2 separate regions of the Homo sapiens genome follow, and region 1 is linked to region 2. A link is a loop called in an ENCODE intact Hi-C map of the cell type or tissue named here. Cell type or tissue: mammary epithelial cell. All regions are shown on one strand. Each heading gives the region's core, and the rest is flanking DNA. Links, peaks and the distances in the headings are about the cores only.

Region 1 (7,781 bases), core at 1,220-6,219, 250 kb before region 2:
TATTTTAGAGTACCTTGTCTATGTTTAGACATGTTTAGATGCACAAATACCATTATATTATACTTCCCTACAATATTCGGTATAGTAACATGATGTACAGTTTTGTAGCCTAGGAGCTATAGAATATAATAGAGAGCCAAGGCTGTATCACACAGGTTTGTGTAAGTACACTCTATGATATTTGCACAATAATAAAATCATCTAACAACACATTTATGAGACTCTATCCTCATTGTTAAGTGGGACCTGACTATATTTTTATTTATGGTATGCAAAATACATCAAGTAATTTTGGAAACAATGCATGTAGCTATTGTCACATGTTAAGAGATAGACTATAAATTCAAACACAATTCTCCGAGTCCAAAGGACATTCTTTTCTATTAAAACTATATGTTGAGAGCCATTGTAGAAATAAAAATTCAATGACATGTGAAAAGGGTAGTAGCACGGGGATGGGAAAGTAGTCTCAAGGTAAAGAGACCATGAACAACTCTGATATTTTGAGTCAAGTGAAAGCAGTGAGGGTTTGAACTACTGGGGTAGGGGAGGAGGGTGCCTGCACTCAGCCGGGGAATCCAAGAGGTTATTTAGAAAAAAACCACAGGTTTTGAGGACGTATCAGATTTGAAAGGGAAATAAGACATTGATTATCATTGCTGCCTGGCAGACACCTAAAAATAAGTATTACTGACCAAGTGACTGAATGACTCACTATGACCAAGTTATGCATACTGGATTTGAAGAGACAATGAATCATACAGAGGTACATTTTTGGCTTGTGACTACATCTCTATGGAGATACAAACATGAAAAAAATTGAGACCACCAATGCTTCCAATTGGTCAAGTCTTAAACCCACTTCTTAGTCTGTACGTGCTTTACCATTTTACTAGCCATAGGAATTTGCCTTCCTCCTTTTATTCCTTGTGGAAAACTCCACCCACCCACAACTCATTTGGCTTTCTCAAGGTTGAGTTAAACATTGAGTTTTATCATTGCCTTATCCCTTTGCTTAATATAAACACCTGCACTCTTAAATTAATAATTTTATGATTATTTGCCATTTATTTATTTGATAAATGTTGCCTATGTCCCTAGTGTGTGCTAGGTATTATACTTGATGTTGTTTAGAAATTAATAGGAGTGAACAAAGTAAAAACCCAGAACCCTGCAGAGTCATCAAAGAGGTAATTTTCCTGCCTTGCTATGATGTATAAATAAACTACCATGATAAATAAATCTGAAAAACCATTCAGATTTGCCAATCATTACATTGTCTTCATTAAAAGTTTTATAATCACTTTAGAGCAATCATAAGGAATTACAAAAGTTCTTGTTTCTAGAAGTCAAAAAATATTTATTATTTCCTAGACTCAGAACTTACTTTGCTATAACTGAAATGATTGAGTAGACTTCTGCCTCAAATCACAAAGAAAGCAAAACTCAAGTTTTCGTTAATAAATTTTAGTCTGTCCTTTCTCTTGGGTGTCTGAACACAGGTTCAGTCTTTGACCTAACACACACTAGGAACTTGTCCCTACCTCCAAGAGCTCAGGCACCTATCACTGGGACCCCTTGGGAAAGAGCAAAAGGATTCTGTTCTGGATTTGCTTGGTCTTTATTCTGTAGACAATAGAGTTGAGAGCAGGTGGAATGATTACATAAAGGTTGGCAAACATAATATGAAAGGTATGAGGGACATTATGCCCAAAGCAATGGGCAAGAATGGAGAAGAATGCTGGTATATAGAATATGAGGATAACACAGACATGGGAACCACAGGAGCAAAGGGCCTTCTGACGGGCATCTTGGGAGGGGAGGCAAAAGACAGCACAGAGGATGAGGGTGTAGGAGACAGCAATGAGGATCACGTCTGTCATCACCGTCATGATGGGAACACAAAATCCACACCAGATATTGATGGAGATATCAGCACAGGCAAGCTGGGCAACACCTATGTGCTCACAGTATGTGTGAGAAATGATATGTGTCCTGCAGAAGGGTAAACGATTCACAAGGAAAACACATGGGACAAAAACACAGAAACTTCGGAAACATATTCCCACAGCAATTTTGACAATGGTTTTGGGAGTCAGAATAGTAGTGTATCTCAAGGGTGAGCAAATGGCCATATAGCGGTCAAATGCCATGGCCAGCAGTATAGCTGAGTCCAACACAAAGCTATAGTGCAGAAAGAATAATTGGGTGAGACAGCCAGGGAAACTGTTTGGGGACCAAACCAGAAGATGCTAAGTGTTTTGGGGACACATGTGGTGGACAATATGAGATCAGTAATGGCCAGCATGGAAAGGAAAAAGAACATGGGTGCATGAAGACTGTGCTCTACCACAATGAGGTAGAGAAGGATACTATTGGCCACGACAGCCATGAGATAGATTAAGCAGAATGGGATGCTGATCCAGACGTGGTACTGCTCAAGTCCAGGGATACCCAAAAGGATGAACAGGCCTGTACCATGGTCACTCATGTTGTACATGGCCTTTAAGATCAATAGCTTCTGTGTCCTAAAAACAAATTGCTTATAATGAACATGAGGAAATTGTATGGTAATTCTTCCTCCACTGCTTCCTAGGGGCTGGTCCGCCTCTTTCCTATATTCCAAGAAAAAACCTCTCATTGATATTAACAGCAATGTTCATCACTTGAAGAAAGACTCTCAGACCCAATACTTCTGATACTAATCATCCAGTTACTCTAGAATCTTCTTCAAACTGCATAAACTGCTGTTCCCATTTTAATGACTGAGTTCTCCCTGGGTCAATGTAAGTTGCTGCTATATAAATATGAGTATAGAGAAAAGTAGTCTAACTACATGCAGGGATAGAAAGAAACTGAAAAATACTGGGTCACAGTTGGGAAAATGAGATAATTAACAATTACTGACTCCTAGTACATGCCAGTTTCTTGAAAAATATTATCTTATTTAGAAAAACCTTCTGAGATACGTATTTTTATCCACCTCATTTTTTTTTTTTTTTACAGAAACTGAAACTGAGACATAATCTTACCTAACATCTCACCTTTAGTAACTAGCAGAGCCAAGGTCATTAGATTCCACAGCCACTACTCTTTCATGTTGCTGTTACACCAGGTAACTGCTTCAACTCACTGTGAGATGCCAAGAATTCAGAAGAGGCGTGGACGTGTAGCAAAGGATGTAAAGAAACGGATCACTGGAACTGTAATTTGTCCCAACACTGACCCTACCCCAATTTCAACGACTGTTCTGATATCTCAGACACTACATAGAGAGACTTAAGGCTTGTAGACCAGAATGTTCTCTGAGATTGTGATGTTTGATGCCTCCTATATGAATGAAATGAGAAAGGGTATGAGGCTCAATCTCAGTCCACCCTTAGGAATTAATGAGGAAATCTTGTTTAAGAATCAGAGAAAATTGGTTTGTGTGCTTTTTACAAATACAGAGAGGACCTCTAGTGGAAGAAAAATACAATTTATATATTCTAAATCCTAGGTCAAGCTAAAAGCAAATAAACTTTATAACAGAAGCTAATATTTTTTGAAAACCTTTAATATACTACATGAGACCACTTTTGTAATTTTCTTAACAATTCTATGAGACAGGTAATAATATTATCCACATTTTAAGGATGCAGAGAAAAGTGATTTGTCAAAAGTCACACAAGAAGGAAATGGTAGTGCTGGGAATCAGACCCACGAGTCTTTTCCTAGACTCCTCTATATATAACCAAAATTATCTACAGAGTCTGTATGGCAAATAACATGTATAATATCTGCATAGCAAAAGATACAAAATTAACCAATATATAGAAAACTAAAAATATAAAACAAGTTAACAACATAAAACCAAATACATCATTTATGCTTATAAATGTAGATTGCTGGAATTCCTCTATCAAAAAGCACAAAGATAAATAAAGTTTAAAAATTCAATTATATGTCACTTATATGAGTAAGATCTAAAACAAAATGATGCATAAAGGATAAACAAGTGTGAATAAACAAGGATAAAAAGGATAGACAAGTGTGTTTCTGACAAATTTAAATGTGATGGAAGCAAGTCTAGCAAAATGGAAAGCATAAAAAGTAAAATTTAACTTAGAAAGCATTAAACAGGACAAAAGGTAGTTTGCACAGTTAAAAGGAACAAATGTTTATTAATACTACAAATAATTTGCCAGGCCCAGGAAACCAGACATGATGCTAAACCTTAGGTATTCAGAAACACATATCAGTCTATTCTTAAGAGAACATTACCTGCTAAAGTCAACAGATTTGTAAAAGAAAATTTCAATGCAGAATGAAAGTCATAGGGAATTCAAAGATGCCTGTGGAAACTGAGTGGAGAGGTATTATCAAAACCTGTAGCATCAGAGAAGATCTTGAGAAATAGGTGAAACAATGTGAGTCTTGAGGATGATGCAGATTACTCAAGAAGACAGAGAAAAAACATTTCAGGCAGAGAAAGCAACACATACAAAGGCTTAGAGGCATGAAGTTATGATATATTTTGGTAAATTTACATCATCTAGGTATATTTAGCGGAGTGCTGGGAAATGGGTAGCAGCCAATCAGTCAATAAAGATGTAAGCATGTAATAGGTACTGGAAAGATAGTGTGTATAAAACAGATGCAATGCCTCTCGTGGTGGAGATAATTTATTGAGGAAGACAGACACTATTCAAATAAGCAGTAGGTTATATGTATAAGAATAATTATTACCTGCGATGTATGTTATGGAAATATATAGGTTATCATGAGAATCAATAACAAAGACGATTGGACCTGCAGGAGATAGGAAAGGATTCTTGGAGGAAGATATTGTAAAATGAGGTTGATTTTAACAAAAATATAATAAAATAAATAATACTGAATTCTACCTGTAAGTCAATTGAATTTAGCCCTTCCTCCCTCCCAGAGAGGTAGGTCCCCCTTATTGTTTCCATATTACAGACAAGAAAAAAGATGATACACAGAAAGTATATCCAAATTTGTTCAGCTGTTAAGTGGAAAAGCCAAATTTCTAACAGGTAGTTTGACCTCAGATCTTTTCTTCGACTCCACTTTACACTATATTATTTTCAGTAGGCTAAAACAGAAAGGAAAGCATTTAGAAAGAAAAGTGTGTGTAAAGTCCTTCAGGTAAGAAGGAGCTAGATGTGGAAATAAGCTCCTTGAAAGCAGCAGGTACTTGGTGGTGGTGGTGGTGGTGGTTGTTATGTGTGTTTTAATATATGTGGCTCATATGCTAAAAATGAAAAGAAAAAGAGAAAGAGAAAGAAAGAAAGAGAGAGAGAGAAAGAAAGAAAGAGAAAGGGAGAGAGAGAGAAGGGAGAGAGAAGAAGGAAGGAAGGAAGGAAGGAAGGAAGGAAGGAAGGAAGTCTAATGAAAACATCAAAATTATGAAAAATAGCAAACATTTTTAGCAGGCACCTAGCCTCTTCAAGAGACATTCATCTGGAAAGGTGGCATTCATCTGGATGCATTGGTTATGCCATAAACCCTAAGTATAACCAGCATAAAAGGATGCACCCTGTCCCAGTTTGCTATTCTTATATTTATGCATTTGTCCAACCACCATTTGTTGAGGCAGTCTACAGGACAGTATAGACGGTTACGAGGAAAGAGCTGGAGGCCAGACACTCCTGGCTGCCATACACCAACTCCATCAGTTCTCTTTAGATGAAATTGGGAAATTTATTTAACCACTCCAAGATTCTGTTTCCTCATGTGTGTATGAAGATCTAAGCTACCTCACAGGGTTTGAGGATTGATTGCAATGTTATAAGCAATGCACTTTGTACATTGTTTAGTACATTACATAGTGATCTTTTTTTAAGTTTTAATTTAATTTTGTATTTTATTCTACTGTGTAACAAGCACTGTGGATGCAGATATGACTAAGACTTTTTTTTTTAACTGTCCTCAAGGAGATCACGGATTAGTAGGGAAATACACACAGAAGGAGGCAATTCCACTGCAGAGTGACAAATAATATGTAACCTCAAAAAGCACAAGGATCTGTGTGGGCACAGAGAAGATACTATGCAATTAGGAAAGAGGGCAGGATGGTCAAGAATCTTATATTGGAGCTGTGTTTTGAAGGAAAAAGAGAAATTCTCAAGGCAAATGACAGGAATAGGGATACGCTAGGCAGAGAAGACATTATTTCAAATGTGAAGGATTAAGTGAGAATATTGTGAGATTTGGGGAATTGTATGCACCCCGATATGGACAGCACCCTAGATATGCTGAGACTGAGAGAAAAGAAGAGGAAGGTCAGATGAGTTTGGAGAAGTAAACAAGAACTTGTACTTTCTGATTCAGAACTTGAATCTTATCCTGAAGACTAAGGGAGGGAGGGGGCTGATAGAGGATTTTACTTGGGAGTGTGACAGAATGAAATTGACATATTGAAAACTGCATTCTGGCTGCTGTGTAGACTTGCTGTTGGAATGAAGTAAGATGCAATTGAAATGAAGTTTTAGAAACAGAATGAGTTTGAGAATTTCCCTGTAGTCCAGGGAGAAATGATGATACATGCTAAAAGGGATGAATTAAATAATGCTTCCTCCAGGGCTGGAATTGGGGGAAATGCCTAGAGTGCAACATTTAAGGAACAAAGGACTCACTCTCAGGGTTTTAAGTGCTTCCTTTAATGTTGCATCCTAGGCACCTCTATGGGGCTCACTGCTCAGTACACAGACACTCAAGGTGTTATTGCCAGTTAAACAGAAAAGAAGTTTACTGTTTTCTTCTTTGCTCACTTGTCCCTGTGTGCTGTTTAGCTGGAGACAGGGGCAGGAAACAAGTCCCAGAGGTCACTCCACTGGGACTTTCTTAGGAGCCATAAATGCTCTCAGGCTCATCGTGTCTGCAGCGCAGTGGGAGTCTCCCATCTGTGGTTGAAGGAATGGATGGAAGTGTGTGAGCTAGATTGCACAGATAGCAAGCAGAACATTTCTGGTGAACTTGGACACACAGACACGTGGAAGTTACTGTAACCACCTAGATTGCAAGAAACCTTTCCTTTGTGGGCTAGCCAAGTGGGCAGGAGTAAAGTAAGTAATTTTATTTCAGAGTGTAATTTTTGGCTACCTTTACCCAGGATTTCAAGTCTCTGAATCTGAATTTCCCCACAGGTCCCCTGCAACATTTCTCCAACTTTCAGCCTTCTTGTGCCCTTTCCCAGGAATAATGCCCACCTCTGTACCTTGCTCTCTGAATCTTCCCCAGTGACATTTTGCAGCTATAATTATCTAATTCACCGAACCATGCATGATGAAAATGCCAGCATCCAGGGGCTCCTGAATGACACAGGCTTTTAATAGGGTCTATTCAAGAGGGGCTCTAGTCTTCTAACTCGAGGTAGGACTCCAGATCAGAGATGCTCCCAAGTAAGTGGTCTGGGGAATCAGTGCTCTTGATAGAGAAGACAGGGACCCTATGGGTACTTCTCAAATCTTATCCTCTGTGGGTAGCTAGATGTTGATCTAGACTTCTTGGTTGCTTTGTCTATGAAGTCTGAGCTCACACACATAACTTCTTCCATTTTAAAAGCTTGAGACATCACATCAGAGATATTATTTGCCAAGTTGATCTTCGTGAATAGGAAAAATGCCTTGGCTCTTTAAGAAATATTAGGGAAATGTTTTAATACGGAATAAAGGACAATCACATATTGCTGTGCACACATTTCTATTCTTTGGTAAACGTAACTCCGTAATTGCTGCTATGCCAATTTATGGCACCAACCAATATTTCAAGTGATAGTA
Region 2 (7,781 bases), core at 951-5,950:
CAGGCTAAATCTTTGAAGAGGAACTCAGAGAAATTCATTGTATCTTACAATTCCCCCCTTTTAATTTTCTTATGATTCTTTCTCTTCAAACGTTTTTAACATGTCTTGGCTTTGCCATTCGATTTGATCTTCTAAAAGGAAAAGCTTACTTGAATAAGGTGGAGGAGAACTAAGGGAGGCTTTAGTAAGTGCTGTTTGTACAGTCCTTTGTATTAGCCTATGGATGCGTGGTATGACATAACACCTAACAAGAAAGAGTACACTTATTACAATTGCAAGAGAAATAAGAATTAAGGCTATGATTCTTTTCCGTTTACTGAACTACTTTCTTAGCCATCCTGAAATAGGGTCAGTGACTAGAATTTTTAGCTAGTTTATTGGATAAAGTGGTAAGTCTTTGTAAGGCCTTTTTTATGCTCCTATCGGGGGCAGTGTTGTTTGGGATTAAGGTAAAACATTGGGTTTTAATCATAACACAAACCTCACCTTTTTGGCTAATAACATGTCTAGTGCTATTCTGTTTTCTTAAGCTCTTTGGTTAGTAGGCTTTAATTGGTCAGCTATTCCTTTGATGGCATCCCTGGTGTAATTAATAAACTGCTGCTGATTATAATGGATGTAATTTATCTAAGCTACATTTTTATTAATAGTTACTTGTGGAAATATGGATTCAAATTCTGCAGCTATTTGGTCTCGGGCTTTGAACCTGTCAGGCACTCCTCGTGGGACACTAATGGCATCTATGTAAACTTGAGAGTTAAAAGACTTATAAGGGGCTTCTCTTATTTTTCAGTGTTGTGGTTTTTCTTTTTCTGGTTGATGAAATTCTACAGTGAAAGGGATAGCCAACTGGACAAAAGCACAAGTGCCGCTCCCATTACTTGGCAGAGTGTCCGTTAAGGGTGTACTGCAACACCACCATCTATCCTCTGAAGGATGACTAAGGGCAGACTGATGGGTAAGCTCTTGGAAGGGCCTAAGCTTGCTGCAACGTGTTAAGCTTCCAAGGAATGCCAAGTTCTCCCCATGTTGTGAGAGACATGAGGTGAAATTGACGTCAGGAGGTGGAAGCTGAATGGCCCTCGGGGGCTGACCTCCAGGGTGTTGGACTTCAGGATATAGCAGAGAGAGAGCTTGGCATGATTTGTTGCCTTAGGCTGTGGAATCTTGGAAAACAGCTACTATACAGCCCATGTCTGGTCGACTGAGGGACTATCCTAGCGGAAAGGAGACAATCTGGGCCTCTGGTCTGCTGTGCACACAAGAATAACAATTGCTTTTATTCAAAGTGCGGACAGAATATTGAATCCATCCCAACTAAGCATTTATATCTTGATACCTTGTTTCAATTGCTAGAGTTTGTCTTAGATCCTTCACTTCTACAATATTTACTTTGGCATTGTTGTTGGGCAGGGTAGAAAGTTTAGAAGGTGAAGGAGGGTCAATAAAGCGTATTTTAAAGAGGCCTACAGGGTCGTATCCATTGGCCTCTGCCCCTAAGCCGTAAAAGCCTTCTAAAGGAAGCGTATGGTTGGTAGAGGTAGCAGCATTAATAGAGATAGTTACTGGGTTACAATGGTAAAGTTGGCAATTAGAGGGGGTGGTTCATTTGGTAAGGAGGAGGTAAGATTTTAGGTTGGTACAGCCTTCTGGGGAGGTCTCGCCGTGTTCATTGGCAGTCAGGATGACATCTGCTCATTGAGAACGTATCTCCTAACTTAAGGTGCCTTGGTACCCCCACCATGAGCAAGGTGTGAGGTCAGTGGTTTCTCTGAAGGGGCAGAGGTGTTTTTCTAAAGGAGAGACATACCTTTGCCATTGTTCGTCCTCTTCACAAGGCATAACAAGGCAAGCCTCAAAGGTAATGATTTGGGATGAGTCTGACTTAGTTACATTGATAATAAGGTCAGCAATAGAATGAGGAAAGAAGAAAGGGTAATAGAATAGATAAAAGAGAGTTAAACTTTCCTTAACTTTAGTTTGAGGGGTTTTTTCCCTTGAATAATGGTCCATGACTTTGGGGATGGTGGTGCTTTCTTGACTCGGGTATGATGGGTCCATCTTTTCTTGCTGTTTGGACTGCAGTTTCAGTGGTTTGAAGCACTAGGCCAGCTCCTCAGGCTGGTGTCAATATACTGGGAACTTTAGGGGTGGCACCTGTACCGGAAAATTTTGAGTTCTGAGGGAAGAGAAAGTGGAAGATAAACCAAGTATGTAGGAATGTTGGCAGTAGATTGTTTTGGGAGGTAGTTTGGACTTACTAGGGTAATAGGAAGATAGAAGACATTTCATCTATGGCAACCAAGTCTCTAGACTTGTTTGGCTAAGGGTATAAATTCCTAAACACATATAAACTTTGACTGTGTTATACATCGCTTGGGGTCTTTAATGGGTAATGTTTTTCTGAGTTCCCTTTAGTGCCTACAGGAGAAACAGCAGCCTGTTCGGCTTATCTGATTTGCTAGGTTATTTTAAAAGACAGGCTTTTCTGGTGCTTGGGGACATGGACAATAGATACTTGGGTGATTAACTCCTCATGAACAAGGCTTTGACTTTTACTATTAATCCAGTCTGAAATTTGCTAAATGTATTAGCCACTGTAAAGGCATATTTAGAATTAGTACAGATGGTTCTTTCCTGGTCCTGCAGGTAATTTAAAGCTTGACTAAGTGCAGACAGCTTATAAATTTCTCTAGGAACTTCTTTATTAATTACTGAACACCTGTTGCGTTCTTTTTCCCTTAATCATTCCTGAAGAGGGTTTCTTCTAAGTTTGGCCGAACGTTTGTAATCAGTTAAATCTAAACACGTGTGCTTTCTTTTTAGCTTTGGATATCTCATTAAGAAACTTGCTAGATTAAGCGAATTATCAGTCATTAATGTTAAACTATACTTTTAAACTCGTACTTATACACATGTAATACTTTTCTGGTGGTACATTTTAATATAAGTGACTTTAAATAATCAAAGTCTTTTCTGGTGGATATTTTCACTTTTAATACTGGCCTGACCCATAATAAATGCTAGCGGATATATCAGCTGAAAGATTATCTACTACTTGTTCAGGAAACTTAGCCGCGGGGATGCCTAGCTGCTTGGAGCCGCATCTGAAGCCTGTATTACTTGACCCTGGCAAAAGTAAGGCATATGTCCCATAATGTAGTCTGCTTAGGCATAGGCTGCGGCAGAGCATGGGCTTTTTCTGCTGTGGGGGCGCACTAGAGGCTGCACGACAACGACAACATGTTGAGGCAGATCCTTGATGTCGCTAGCCTGTCAAAAGCCACCTGGCGAATGAGGAGCTTGGATTCCTTTCACAGAGGAGGACTTAGGCTGGGCCTGAGGGGAAGGGTTGGGGGTATTAGATGGGGGACTAGGGGCATTAGGTAAAGGATGGTCCAGGGAATCCTATGTGCTGTTTTCTTTGCTAGGATCCTCTGAGAACCCTCCTTCACTGTCTCCACAGTAGGGGCAGGTGCATAAGGGAAAGGGAGGACAGGTCTTTGCCTCCAAAAAAGAGCATAGTCCAGTTCTTCTTGAGAAACTGGGCTTTTATTATTTACATGTTAAACTGAAAGTTGACATAGTATATCCTCAGTTGACCCAAACTTTGGCCAGAAGATTGACGGATTGAGGTTAGGTCTTTGAGTCCAAATAGAAAAGCAATATTTTATCATTTGTTGCTTTTTCTTATGTTTAGTTCTTTCATTATCTTCCCAACATTTTAGCATGAGACTTAGGGGACTATCAGGTGGTATATCTTTGTTACTATTCATATCCTTTTTCATGAGACTTAGGGGACTATCAGGTGGTATATATCTTTGTTACTATTCTTACCATTTTTGCTTGTAATATTTCCCATATTGGGTCTTGGCTAGGCGCAATCTCTCATATTAGGAATTTCTTGCCTAACGGGGCATTGCTGTGGCTCAACCCCATCATATTAGGGATTTCTCGCCTATTTGGCGAGGGATTCCTTGTGGCTCAACCCCTTGTGTTAGGGGACCTCTTGCCTATCCTTCACTGGAATCGTAACTGAGGCTCAATTCGCCTATCCTTTAGCCCCACCTGCTGGAGGCTCTTTGCATCCTTTCGCTTTGTCCACTCTGGCCGCTTCCCTCGTGGGAATATTTCAGGTTCCTCTTAGCCTTGATGGCGGGTCAGCATAAACCCCTGATGGGACCCCCATATGAGGTGACCACAGAACCACAGATTGGACTCATTCATTCTGCGCAGCAGGAGCGCTTGCTACCATTCACGCACTTTCAACCTCCAGAATGCCCCGACCCACGGCCCCCAACCACCAAGGAAGTACTTTGTCGCCCCTGTGACGTTTCCTACCTTGATCTGTGCACAGAGTTTACCTGGTCACCGCGGTATTGCAAGCCTCTCCTCCTCGCGTTGCTGAGAGTCCGAGTTTATTCATCACAATGGGTGGGTCCCGATCTCCCCTCCCTGAGACTACCGCAACGGGGCATTGGAATGCGTCTCCCCTGGGTAGGATGACTGAAGATCCCTTTCTGAAGGAGAGTGGGGATCCCAGATGAGCCCCCAGAGTTGTTGGGTGTAAAAATGCTCTAGGAATAAATGCTCAGTGCCGCAAAGTGAAACCAACACTTAGGCAAAAGTTCTCTTAGCAAGGCAATTTACTTCTGTAGAAGGGTGCCACTCGCATCAATCAAGATCACAAGAGCACAGGGAAGGAAGGAGAGCAGGGAGCTTTTATCTCTGACAGTTTCTACTTCTGTGTCACTCCCCCATGGGCTGGGGTCCCCCATGGGCTGTGTCACTCCCCCATGGGCTGAGCTGACCAGATTGGCTACTTGCAAATATCTTTCTAAATATGGAAGGGAAGGGGAACACGGGGTACAGTGGTGAGGCATGTGAGATGTGCAGTTTCCGGGGAACAATGAGTCCAGGTAACTACGGGAACAGATGTGAGTTATTGATTAGAGCTGATGGGAAGCGGTAGGCTGTTTTACAGTAACTAAGGAAAAGGAAAGTTGAGTTTGAGAACAAAAGACCAGGAAGTTAGCGGCTAAATCTTTGAAGAGGAACTCAGAGAAAATTATTGTATCTTACATTGTCTTTCAAAAAAAAAAAAAAAGTAAAGCTATTTTCAAAGCAGTTCTATAAAAAAGCTGAAAAATGATTACCATTGCCCAAGGATAGTTTCACTATTCTGTGGGCTAATTAAAGACAAGAAATTTAAATGTGTCCCAGAGATTCTGGCACATTGTGTCTTTGTTCTCATTGATTTCAAAGAACATCTTTATTTCTGCCTTCCTTTTGTTATTTACCCAGTAGTCATGCAGGAGAGGCTATCACAATCTGAATTTAGTACAAGAAGATACTGTATTATGAGAAAGAACAAATAGCAGTAAGTTTAAGGAAAGGAAGAGAGATTTGGGAAAACGGTATAATTAATTATTCTACACTTATTACTTCAAGTATAAGGACTTCATTTAGAACAACATTCTTCTTGTCATAACTCATTCCTCTGAGTGGGAGAAGCATCAGATATCAGTGAGCTATGGGTGAGCTATATGCTGAGCCTTGACGCTTCACAGAAGTCAATCTCCCTGCCTGAATAGGCCACGCATTCTGGTCTGTCCACATTAGCAAAGTCAGTGGCCAAGCTTTCCGAAAGAGACTTGTATGTGTCTATGCTAGGGACTGGATGAGCAAGCTAGTCTAAATCAGAGGCAAGGCAGAACAAGGTATTTTGCCTGAAAAATCTAAAGCCTCATTTTCCCAGATGTATATCATAAAATTGTTGACATTCTCTGTCAACTCCTTGTCTCCTGTGTGTCTCAGCTCTGAACTGAGGAGGAAAGTACAAGGTTGTATTAAGAGGCCCTCAAAAATCCCAAAACATTTTAAAATGGAATTATGATGGAAAGATAAATAAATAAGGTAGGGGAAAAGTCAAATGAAGCAAAAACGCAAAGGAATGTGTTATAAGTATGAGATGTAATGTCACAAATTACAAATACCAGAAAAGACTTTCAGAAGGAACAAATGCTCAAGGTGGTACAGAAGATAAGCTGGTGTTAACATTGTGGAAGGGGGATGGGAGGTAAGAACTGTTTAAGGAAGAGGAAATGGCCGGCATGGAGGTTTTGAGGAATGAATGTGCCACACATGAAGGGACTGAAAACAAGATTAAGTGGGCTCAAATCAGGGGCCAGTTCTATCTGAGTTTATAGTACACAATCTTTTTTTTTAACCTAATATGTTACCTTTTTGTTGTTTTGTTATTGTTGTTTTGCTTCATACTAAACCTAGAGCCCTATGCCTATGATGTCAGGTAATTTCATAGAGTCATTTTTGGGTTTATGGTAAGAACAAGAGAGACAATGAAAAGGTTTAAGAAGATGAATGATAAAAGCTTTCTACTTGGAGATAAAAATTTTTTTATTGTAATACAGAAAGTTGAGAAAATAATTTTTGAAAAAACTATTGGCAAAAGTGGCTAAACACAAAATATATTAAAATATTTATAAAATATGATATATAAATATAATTTAAACTTTGGCCACCTGTTTTATTCTTGATATGTAAGATTTAATATAAAAATGAAATTCAAAAGCTAAGAGAGTGTATTACTACCAGACCTGCCTTACAAGAAATGCTAAAGCTGAAAAAACAGGATGCTGATTAGTGACATGAAAACGTATGAAAGAATAAAAGTCACTGGCAAAAGTAAGTACATAGTGAAACTCTGAATAATACTGTTATGGTGGTATATAAATCACCTATATCATTAATATGAATGTTAAAAGACAAAATTAATTTAAAAAATAGACAGCTACAATAGTTTGTTAAGGGATATACAATATAAAAAGAAGTAAATGTGACATCAGAAACATAAAATATCAGGGAGAGTTGAGTAGAAGTATGGAACTTCTTTATGCAATTGAAGTTGTTATCAGCCTAAAATAGCCTTTTATAAATATAGAATGTTTTATGTAAGACTTGAGGTAACCACAAAGCAAAAACCTATAGTAGATGCACAAAATATAGAAAGTAAAGAACGAAAGCACACTATTAGAGAAAATTATCTATCACAAAAGAAGACAACAAGAGAAAAAGAAGGGAAGAAAGAATGTAAAAAACAACAAGAAAACAACAAAATGGCTGTAGTAAGTCCTTACTTATCAATAATTACCTTGAAAGCAAAATGATTAAATTCTTCAATCAGAAGACATAGATTTGCTGAATGAATTAAAAATAGAAGACCCAACTATTTGCTGCCTGTGAGGGCATCACTTCACCTCTAAAGACACACACACAGGTTGAAAGCAAAGGAATGGAAAAAGATATTTTGGGCAAATATAAGGCAAAAGAGTTCAGAAGTAGCTATATGTATATTGGCTAAAATAGCATTTAAATCAAAAACTGTTAAGGCAGGAACAGAAAATCAAACACTGCATGTTCTCACTCATAAGTGGGAATTGAACAATGAGAACACATGGACATAGAGAGGGAAACAACACACACCAAGGCCTGTTGGGGGTTGGGGGTTGAGGGGAGGGAACTTAAAGGATGGGTCAATAGGTACAGCAAACCACCATGGCACACGTATACCTATGTGACAAACCTGCACATTCTGCACACGTATCCTGTTTTTTACTTTGAGAAGAAATGAGGAGGGTCGGGCAAGGTGGCTCACACCTGTAATCCCAGCACTTTGGGAGGCCGAGGCAGGCGGATCACGAGGTCAGGAGATCTAGACCATCCTGGCTAACACGGTGAAACCCTGTATCTACTAAAAAATA

What was found. Peaks named below come from ENCODE experiments on the same cell type or tissue, not always from the same donor. Only the 100,000 strongest peaks of a DNase experiment are listed, where the experiment ranks them.
Region 1: it touches region 2 in a loop (13-fold over the local background); 2 of 110 quality-filtered maps call a loop at or near these places.

Annotation. Positions count from the first base shown.
Region 1 is chr11:5,550,097-5,557,877 of GRCh38, forward strand. It overlaps the pseudogene OR52H2P. Among named protein-coding and RNA genes, the nearest start is that of OR52H1, 5.4 kb to the left of the region's middle. RefSeq lists an enhancer at 6,363-6,927. In mammary epithelial cell, for the core only: a CTCF peak has its summit at 3,449; no DNase peak of the experiment used is centred there; H3K27ac peaks cover 127 bases.
Region 2 is chr11:5,804,558-5,812,338 of GRCh38, forward strand. It overlaps OR52N2 (olfactory receptor family 52 subfamily N member 2), which reads left to right and starts at 4,367. Exons shown (of 2, transcript NM_001005174.3): 1 at 4,367-4,497. In mammary epithelial cell, for the core only: a CTCF peak has its summit at 4,073 (motif pointing left); no DNase peak of the experiment used is centred there; H3K4me3 peaks cover 686 bases.